Regions from separate parts of the Homo sapiens genome. Here all the other regions are linked to region 2. The links are chromatin contacts, found by Hi-C or POLR2A ChIA-PET in ENCODE. All regions are on one chromosome and are shown on one strand. Each heading gives the region's core, a stretch centred on a gene start or an enhancer-like site at or near the end of the contact. The rest is flanking DNA. Distances are from core to core; before and after follow the strand shown.

Region 1 (3,582 bases), core at 830-3,329, 3.0 Mb after region 2:
TTGTTTAAAAAAAAAGGTAAGAATTTCTAATTACTAATAATCAGAGTCCCCAAAATCAAAGGAAAAAGCACAAAGAAATGAAAACCACATATCTGCTTCTCTAGAGAAAGGAAATCATCATGGGAATAGTAGGAGTCACAATCAAGAATCACATCCAGTCCAAAGAATGTAACTCACAAGTAAACCGATCACTGTACATCAGTCTCCTAAGAAATACCTTTATGAATGAACTCAATGAGAAGCTAGTCAAAGATTAAAGCTGATCAAAGTAGTTAGCAAAAAGACATTAACAAAGTTCAATTTCACTATTAAAAAGCTCCAATTAACTTTCCAGCCTTTCAGCAATTTACAAAACTTTACCAGAACCTAAATAAGTTTACTCAATCAGAATATTTCCTATCTCCAATTTTTAAAGATGTAGATGTAAATGACAAAAGAAGAGAAGATGACGGAAGGGTATTTAAAAAAACAAAAAACAAAAAAATAACCCTGTCTATACCCACACCCCTACTTCTTTTTTTCTTTTGAGACAGAGTTTCGCTCTTTTTGTCCAACCTGGAGTGCAATGGTGCAACCTCGGCTCGTCGCAACCTCCACCTCCTGGGTTTAAGCGATTCTCCTGCCTCAGCCTCCTGAGTAGCTGGGATTACAGACTTGCACCACCACGCCCAGCTAATTTTGTATTTTTAGTAGAGACAGGGTTTCTCCATGTTGGTCAGGCTGGTCTCAAACTCCCGACCTCAGGTGAGCCACCCACCTCCGCCTCCCAAAGTGCTGGGATTACAGGCATGAGCCACCACTCCCAGCCACCCCTACTTCTTTTTAAGTACAGGGTATTTCCTAATCATAGTAAAAATCATTCAGGACTACTTCATCTACAAATCCTCAATCCATCTGATCAAATTCACCTTAACCACATTCAAAAGCATCACGAAAATATTAAGCCCACAATGCTAAATAAACTTTGGCTGAACTGCATAAAGAGAAATATTTATATGTTCTAGAGAATATGAAAAGATTCACAAGATTGTTTAAAAAATCAAAAGCTTGTTAAAAATAAAATATGACTGAAATATAATAAGCTAGAAATAATTTTTTTAATTTACTGGAACTTCCAATCAAGATGGCATCATAAATTGCTTTGAAAACCCACCCTGTTTCAAATACAAAGCAACAACAGGCAAAATCCTGGAGAAGACATTTTAAAGACCTACCTAACTAAAAAAGACCAGCATCACCATGAAACAGAAATATGTAACAGAGAGTGGGCAGAAGGTATAGGGCTGCTAGGCTCTGGTTTCAGAAGGAACCAGTGAAGGCCTAGGTTTCAGATCCTATAGAAACAGGAATAAAAGTGGCCCACCTAAGATAAGGGACTGAGGCCGAAATTGGGCTGAAAACAAACTGCTACTAACAGCTGCCTGGGGGTAAGTAAGCTGTGTGGACTTTCAGGAAGTATGTCTTCTCAGAAACTGAGTGCCTAGGAAAGTGAGAATACTAGGGCTTCAGCCACACTATCCCACTGCCTGGCCAACTGGAACAAAGATGCAGGTGTATCTACCATCAGTGGGAGACAAGTGCCCTCTGCTGCCAATCTAAGACCTTGGTGGGGGTGGGGGCAACAGGGAGAAGCAGTTAAGAATACGTGCAAAACCACTAGAAGGGACTGTGGGGAGTGGGGGGACTTCCCAGTCAAAGCTGTACCATGACATAAAGAAAACGAATAAAAACACAGCAACTGAAATACAAAATCCCTTCAAACAAAATAGAAACAGAAAAGCCTGAAAATAGTATGCTTAAAATTTTTTTCTTTTTTTGAGATAGAGTCTGGCTCTGTCACCCAGGCTAGGGTAGCACAATCTCGGCTCACTGCAACCTCCGCCTCCCAGGTTCAAAGCGATTCTCCTGCCTCAGCTTCCCAAGTAGCTGAGATTACAGGTGTGCGCTACCACACCAGCTAATTTTTGTATTTTCAGTAGAGACAGGATTTTGCCATGTTGGCCAGGCTGGTCTTGAACTCCTGACCTCAAGCGATCCACCCACCTCAGCCTCCCAAAGTGCTGGGATTACAGGCGTGAGCCACTCTTTTACTCTTTATAAAAGAGTAAAATTTCTTTTATAAAGGGAAAAAAAATCACAACAAGCAGAAGTGAAACAAGGCTAGGTGGAAATGAAAAAGAATTTAAAAGCTAAAGAATGAATATTTTAACTCAAAGTAAGTTTTAAATAATTTTAAAATAAGCAATGGAAATGAAAAACTGAGTAAGAGATAAAATGTAAACAGTAAAAATTGAAAAGGAGTTAATAAACTAGAGAATAATAATGAAGAATTTAACTAGAAAGTTGCAGAGGCAAAGAAGTTTTAAAGATATATTATGGAGGCCAGAAAACAAGGTTCAATGATATATTTAACAGCAGTTTCAGAACAAGCAAAGAGGCAATGAGAAAAGAAAAAATTACACTGAATCATATATTATCCAGATCAACAACATAACAAAGAAAATTATAACCTAATGGATAATCTAACTTTCAAGTAGCAAGAAAAAAAATTACTGGTTGAACTCATCTAGCTTAATTTTTAAATTATATTTTTTACTGTTGACCTCACTTTAGAGGGCCAAATTGTGTACAGAATACATGCTACCCAAGAACACCACAGAGGTCCTCTGGGTGTTTCCACAGAGCAAAATTGAAAACAGGGCCAATAAGTAAGGTGCAATTAACAAAAAAAAAAAAAGTCTGACTGGCCCAGTCTTCGGCTTCGGCTGCAACTTAATAGTCCTTTAAATTCAGTTTCTAACACCCAGAGAAATGACACATGAGATAAGAGTGCTTTCTTTCCAAAACGGTGGCAATAAAACTTGTGATTGGGGTAGAAGAGTACTAGAATAGTAGATTACAGAATTGAGTAACAGGATTTCTTGTTAACTAAAACCAAATATACAATCAAAAAGCAAACCTACTGCCATCAACACAATTTATTCAATCAGAAGTATCTTTTAACCTTTCTCTCCAAATTTAAAATAAATAGAAAAGTAATAATGCTGATAATTTAGGCTGCATTTATATTATAAAATTTTAACTCTCTTTTTGGTGGTCCAGCTGTGTCTACATAGCTTAAGAATCTGATGGTTTTATCTAAACTAGTTAAGACATACAGCTGGTTAAAGTTTTGTGTATTTTAGGGGCACTATCAGATTAATAAAAGTGCATTAATTTTAGCATTAGACAGACATGTCTTCAAAATTTGAAGGCATTTATATCTAGTTATATACTTAGTAATTCTTTTTGATGGGAATACATATCAATGGGAATCTTTCAAAGATATATAGTAGTTTGAACAGTAACCATATTAAGTCTGAAAACACAAACAATAAGACAGAACATCAGTTCAGTGTCTCTCTCTCAAGACAAAGCATACTCTTTGCTGGTGATAAACAGCACACTCACTTTACTTTAGTCTAAGCCTCCACCCACATAATCCTTAAAATTATATTAAGCTCCGGTGGATGAAAATACAGCAGCAGTCCTGCAGCCTAACTGCAAAGATGAAACCGTGTACTCGGCTGAAGGGCTGGTCTC
Region 2 (3,205 bases), core at 340-2,839:
CTCGGCTCGCTGCAACCTCCACCACCCGGGTTCAAGAAATTCTCCCGCTCAGCCTCCTGAGTAGCTGGGATCACAGGCACACGCCACCAGGCCCGGCTAATTTTTGTATTTTTAGTAGAGACAGGGTTTCACCATGTTGGCCAGGCTAGTCGCAAACTCCTGGCCTCAGGTGATCTGCTGGCCCAGGTGATCTGCTGGCCTCGGCCTCCCAAAGTGCTGGGATTACAGGCTGAGCCACCGCGCCCGGCCCTTAGCCTCATTTAATCATCACAAGAAACTCTCTGTCTTCAGTAGGTACAATGAGATCACATCTTAAGGATGGAGATGGGAGTTAAATTCCAAAGTTAGGATAAAGGCAAAAGTGGTGTAATAAAAATTACCTAATTTATTTATTTATTTGAGACAGAGTCTTGCTCTGTTGCCCGGGCTGGAGTGCAATGGCGCTATCTTGGCTTACTGCAACCTAAGTCTCCCGGGTTCAAGTGATTCTCGTGCCTTAGCCTCCCGAGTAGTTGGGATTACAGGTGCGCCTCCATGCTCAGCTAATTTTTGTATTTTCAGTAGAGATGGGGTTTCACCATACTGGCTAGGCTGGCCTAGAACTCCTGACCTCAAGTGATCTGCCCGCCTCGGCCTCCCAAAGTGCTGGGATTACAGGCGTGAGCCACCATGCTCGGCAAAAACAACAACAACAACAACAAAACAAACAAACAAAACTACCTAATTTAAACACTGAAGTGAGATTGCCTGCTCACCGAGGAACGTATGGCCGTTGGGTGAAATGGGAGGGGACTTATAAACTCCCCTCCCACCCACAGCTCCCATGTTTGACTTGAAATAAGTTAACTACGATATGACTCTGCTTGACTGTTGTCCTCCTCGTTTTAGGGATGAGGGAGTGGAGCCATGAAGTGGGCAGGTAGAAGGGCAGAATGGAGGCCGGCTCCCTGCAGGTTGTGGAGCGAAAGGTCCAGACTAAGGCAGGAGCTGAGGGACAGGGTCCTGAAGCTGAGACGAGATCGCAGCGGGGGCTTCTAATTCCTCAGGGAGCCAAAGGACAGAGGGCTGAACCCTATTCCACATCTCCCCCGATCCGCGACCCTTTCCCAACTGGCTACTCACCTGCTCTGACCGCTCCAGGTTTCCCTAGCCACAGTTACCGCCGCGGTCCCTGCGTTGCTAGGTTACCCGCCAATCTCAGAAGGCGAGACTCGGTGTCTGACTGACCTTTCTTTTCACCATTCAATTTATTGTTCCGCTCAGTTGTCCCCACCTCCTGAAGTCTGACCAATCAGAAGCACCGCCATTTTGACCTTTCACCAATGGAAAGACTTGGGACTCCCTCTGGGTTGGACTCAACGAGTAAGGCGGGGAACAAGGGAGGAGTAAGGGGCGTGGATTCTTCGTCCCGCCCCTTCTTAAGGAGGCGGGCAGGGAGTACCGCATCGGCGGCGGGCGAGACCTGCGGAAGGACGTGATAGTTGGCCAATCAGAGTTCATCACGGTAGCCCAGTTAGCCAGTAGGACGCTGTGAAGGGGAAATGGGGCGGGGCCAGCGGGGTTGAGAGGACGGTAGGCGGTGGATAGGAGAGCTGGCGCAGCTGCCCTGGTGGCAGTGGCTGAAGTGGCGGCGGCTTCGGCGGCTGCGGCGGCTGCAACAGCTTCGGGCTCGGGGTTTTGGCGGCGGCGCCGGCGGGCTAGGCTGCGCGGTGCGGACCCCGGCGCGCGGTCCGGGTTGCTGGGGCGGCGCGTGTAAGAATCCGAGGGATGCGACGGCTTGGCCCGAGGGAGAGGGCAGGGATCAGGGGTCAGAGGACGCGGAGTAAGGGGTTGCGGCGCAGCACTCTGGTGTGGGAGGTGGGCCGTACGGGCCCAGAGGGGGCGCAGGGAAGTCTCCACCGCGCTTCTCTCCGTCCAGCCCGGGCCGGGGCTTTGCACCCTCTCTCCTCGCCCCCGACTTCTTAGGGCGACCCTCACGTGGGCTCCCAGCCAGGGGCTGGGAGCACGTGGAGCTGGAGCCAGCTGTCCTGCCTCCTTCTTCCTCCCTCCCTCGCTCTTCTCCCTGGCGCCCTTAGGTGACCCCACAGGAGTCTTGTGCCTGGGTCAGGCTGCCCCAGCGGACAGCGGGATGGTAGCTGAACCTCTTCCCCTAGGCCCTTTCCCCAGCGCTGGCCAGTTGGGTCCTCTGTAGAGGCAGAAGCAAAGCCCGCGGAGGGAACACTGGACCAGGACGCAGGAGTCCCGGGTTCTAGCCCTACTCCTCCACTGTGTGACCTTGGGCAAGTCTCTTCCCCTCTCTGGGCCTCATTTTTGTCTGTCTGGAAAAATGACGTGTTTGAATTCAAATCAGGGGACTGGTTCTAGTCGTAGGTGTATATAGGGTAATGGTTAAGCAGGCAGGGTCCCTGATTCAGACTGCCTGGGTTGAAACTTATAAAAGGCAAGTTAACCACTCCAAGCTTCAATTTCCTCATTCCTAAAGTGGGGATATTAGCTAAGATAGGATTTTTCAACAGCAGCTCAGTTGACATTTTGAGCCACATAATTCTGTTTCGGGAGGTCTCACCTGTGCATTGAAGCAAGTTCAGTGGCATACCTGGACTCCACCCACCAGCAATCCCCCCACTCCCAAGTTGTGACAGTCAAGATGTCTCCAGACATTGCCGATGTCCCCATGGGGGCAAAAATCACCCCAGTTGAAAGCCAGTGGGCAAAGGCAGTACAGGCAGGCAAGCAGTCATATATTAAACAGTTAAACAACCGTGTTGAAGCATTTGAATGCGAGGACTTTAATCTATGGTGGCAGATATCATGAAAATTATGCATGAACAACCCCCCTGCCTCTTTTTTTTTAGCTCATCATTAATGGTAGTGTATTTTATGTGTGGCCCAAGATAGTTCTTCCAGCGTGGCCCAGGGAAGCCAAAAGGTTGGACAGCCGTGAGTTAAAACATAGAAACCACTAGCCATTATGATAATGGTAACATTAAGAAACCTCTTCTCTGTGAGTTAATAAATTCTCCTGCCTTCAAAGTAAACATGGGAGATAATTGTCAAAGCTGAGTAATGGATACAAGGAAGTTCACGTATATATTCTCTGCACTTTTGAGAATGTTTGAAAATATCTGTGGTAAAAAGTTAAACCAAAACGACAATACAACCATAATTCTTAAGACTGCCAAATAGTAGTGTCTCATCTGGGATT
Region 3 (3,245 bases), core at 81-2,580, 2.3 Mb after region 2:
GAATCACTTGCTCTGGAGGAAGCCAGCTGCCATATTGTGAGGATGTCAGGCAGCTCTGAGGAGAACCTCACATGGCAACAAACTGAGGCCTCTTACCAAACAGCCAAGGCAGATCCTTCACCCTAGTCCAGACTTCAGATGTGGGCCAACCATTTACCAACACTTTAAAGTTCTGGTAATTTGTCAATGCTTTAAGGAATTAATTTATGTAAAGTGTCTGGTATTTAGAAAAAACTGCTTATACATTTGCTATTATTTACAAAATTATTTTATTTAAACACCACAATCCCCTAAGAGAAAGACTATTATTCCCATCTTACAAATGATCATACTGAAGCTTAGAGAGGTCAAGCAAATTACATAAGGTCATATAGTTAGCTATGGTCGTGTAACAAGTTAGTCCAAAAGTTAGCTGCTTAAAAAAGAAAAAAAATCTTATCATTTCTGTGAATCAAGAATTCTGGAGTGGCTTAACTGGGTGGCTCTGGCTGAGGGTTTCTCAGAAGGTTCCAGTCAAGATATTGGATTTTATTTTGAGATGGGATTTTGCTCTGTTGCCCAGGCCACAGTGAGCTATGTTTGTGCCATTGCCCTCCAGCCTGGGTAGCGGAGTGAGATCTCATCTCAAAATATAAAATAAATAAAATAAACGGAGGCTCAGAGAGGTAAAGTAACTTACCTAAGACCATACAGCTGCTAAGTGGCAGAGCTGGGATTGTGAACCGAGTAATCTGAGAGCCCCACTCGTCACTATGCTCTGCGCTGTCTCATGTATCAAGGACTTAGCTGGTTCCAGACATGTAGAAATCACTCAGTCAACATTAGCTAGTATCACAAAATGATTTTTGCTATTTCTTAATAACTCTTGCTGGTATTAATTCTCAAGTAACTAGTAAGTTCATTCCGTTGATCAATTAATGCTTTACCATAGAATTCTTTTTATCTCTGAGACCTTCCTTGATTTGTTCTAAGTTTGAGCTCCACCAGCCAGGAAACCCAGAGCTCACACGTTACCTACGCATGCTTCAGGCACTCCGCTACACACTTTACTAATGCTACCTCAGTTAATCCACCACCAGCCTCTGGTAATATCATGATCTTCATTTTACAGATGGGGAAACTGAGGCAATGGGGCAGCTGAGCAGGAGTTCCCCGTCCAAAGTCAGGTGGCTTTCACTGCCCATGCTGTAACCTACCATAGTTGCAGACCTGGCTCACAGGCATATCAGAAGGCCAGGGAAAAATCTTTCAATTTAACCACACCAAGACGCTCTCTGAATCTGGTCCTTTCTAAGCATATCTAGTGGTTTCCACCAAAACACATTTCCCAAGGCCTTCAGAGCAGCTTCTCGGCTCTATGAAACCCCCTAGCTGGGGCCTTCCTTCCTGTTTTAAGAAGTGAAAGCATAGAGACACCAGCCCAGGCCCAATATAGTTTCAGATCTAAATTTAACAACAATAACTCGGCTCCAGCCTGACCCTGCAGAGAAGAAAGGGGAGCAGGGAAAAAAAAAAAAAAAAGCAACGACTAATTCTTCACAAATTAGGACAATAATAAAGTTCCTTTCAAGTGTCAGCGCATATTCTTAGCAAGAGCGTAACACCTAAATCAAGTCCAGGCTGTAAAAACGGCATAATAGCAGGAAGCCAGGCTACAGGCCTGACTTCCTCTGGGGAGACAGGGGATTTGTGGGGGTGTCCGCAGGCTGGACAGGCAGGGATGGAGCCAGGCAGGGCCCAGCTCACTGGGAGGCACACACCTCTGTCTGGCCTCCACACTGAGCCCCATCTGGGGTTGCCCATACAGCCCCCTGCATAGGCCTTTGGCACTAGAGCTTTTAACAGTCATCAGCGTACTTCTTGTCCACCCTCTCAGCCTGTCTTCTTAGAATGGCCCAAGTGCACCTCTGAAAATGCTAGTCAAATGGGCAAAATGCACCTCGTGGAACAACACGAACAGGGAGCCCAATGGCCCAAGGGCCCAGCTGCTGCGCTCTGGAGCTCCCTGCATGAACAGGAGGCCGTGTGTTCTGTGGGCCATCCCCAGCCAATGTCTGAAAACGGCAGCATACTAAGGCAGGCCCGTTCCTGGGAGACGCAGAATTCCTTTCATAGTTCAAGGGCTCCCCATGGCTTTGATGAATCTTTCTTGGACAGCTTGGCAGCTTGGGATGCTTCCACCCAAGCTTCTCTGTATCTCCTTCACTAGGAATCAGACCTGTATACCAGTCCTCCAGCTAGCTCTCCTGCCTTTCCCAGCTCTCTCTCCATTTTCTCTCCAACAGGCACTTCTCCTAAAAAAAGCTTTCCACATTTAATCTCGTCTTGGCACCTGCATCTTGGAGGACCCAGATGAGCACATTGGGTGGTGTCGCTTCTCACTGTAACACCCTTCCAGGAGTTTCTTTTTTTGCCAGAAGAAAATCTAAATTCCTTGCACTGGCCTACAAGGCCCATGACACTTCTCTAACCCCAAATACTCTTCTCCTCCCCTTGATGGCATTCTTGCTATTCCTTGAACATCCCAAATTGTTTCTGCCTCGGGGCCTTTGCACCTGCTCTTTCTGCTGCCCAGACCACTCTTCTCTGGGCCTGGAAGCTTCTCACTCATCCAGCAGGTCTCAGCTTAAACATCACCTCCTCAGAGAGGTCTTACTTGATCGAAACAGGCTTCCTGTCTGTGCTCCCCAATCAATACCTACTCCTTACGCTGCGAAAACACATCAGACTTTGCACTTAGTTGATTTGTCTGACAGCCCTTCTTGAATGTAAGCATCTTGAAATATCATAGCCAGCATTTACTGAGGACTGACAAGGGGCCAGGCACTGGGTAAGAGCATCACATGTTTTAACTCATTCGATCCTCTCCCAATCCCTGTGAAGTGTAGGTAGTACTGTTGTTGCAGATGAAGAAACTGAGGCACAAGAATAAATGAATTTCCTGGGGTCATAAAACTGGGCAGCAGAAGAGCAGGGCCTGGATTCAGGCTCTCTGGCTCCAGCATCTGCCACCTCTGTGGGGATGCCGTTTTGCCTCTTGTGAAAAGATGACACCACTGTATACCAACAAGGATTTCCAGGGCTTCGCCCTGTGTCTGGCACTGAGTACACACTTTGCAAAATAGAGCTGCCAGAGGCGTTTAAACAACAGCAACTCCATCTTCAATAGGGGCTGGGTAAAATAAGGCTAAGACCTTACTATGCTGCATTCCCAGAAGGTTAGACATTCTAAGTCACAGAATGAG

Evidence for each region. A loop is a pair of places that touch in the nucleus more often than their neighbours do. ChIA-PET counts read pairs that join two places held with the same protein, here RNA polymerase II (POLR2A). Pooled maps may share reads with other maps.
Region 1: a pooled map shows a loop between it and region 2 (2.4-fold over the local background). The contact joins the enhancer-like site here to the promoter of TPCN1 in region 2. A Hi-C loop is called at or near these places in 2 of 50 pooled maps. POLR2A ChIA-PET finds 5 or more read pairs at or near these places in 3 of 52 experiments (A673, AG04449 and H1).
Region 3: a loop to region 2 is called in a pooled map, with 2.9 times the contacts of the local background. The contact joins the enhancer-like site here to the promoter of TPCN1 in region 2. A Hi-C loop is called at or near these places in 2 of 50 pooled maps. POLR2A ChIA-PET finds 5 or more read pairs at or near these places in 2 of 52 experiments (H1 and SK-N-SH).

The regions. Positions count from the first base shown.
Region 1 is chr12:116,193,657-116,197,238 of GRCh38, forward strand. The region is part of intron 2 of MED13L (mediator complex subunit 13L); the gene reads right to left. Among named protein-coding and RNA genes, the nearest start is that of MIR620, 47 kb to the left of the region's middle. RefSeq lists an enhancer at 3,528-3,582 and a silencer at 3,528-3,582. Within about 2 kb of position 2,080, at least 3 of the 41 ENCODE cell types and tissues checked have a DNase peak (open chromatin) inside an H3K27ac peak, as active enhancers do.
Region 2 is chr12:113,219,875-113,223,079 of GRCh38, forward strand. It overlaps TPCN1 (two pore segment channel 1), which reads left to right and starts at 1,590. Exons shown (of 28, transcript NM_017901.6): 1 at 1,590-1,752. DRC10 (dynein regulatory complex subunit 10) reads right to left here and starts at 1,220. Exons shown (of 5, transcript NM_001330452.2): 1 at 1,123-1,220. RefSeq lists an enhancer at 819-968.
Region 3 is chr12:115,503,046-115,506,290 of GRCh38, forward strand. All of the region lies in intron 2 of LOC105370003 (a long non-coding RNA gene), which reads right to left. Among named protein-coding and RNA genes, the nearest start is that of LINC02463, 380 kb to the right of the region's middle. Within about 2 kb of position 1,331, at least 5 of the 41 ENCODE cell types and tissues checked have a DNase peak (open chromatin) inside an H3K27ac peak, as active enhancers do.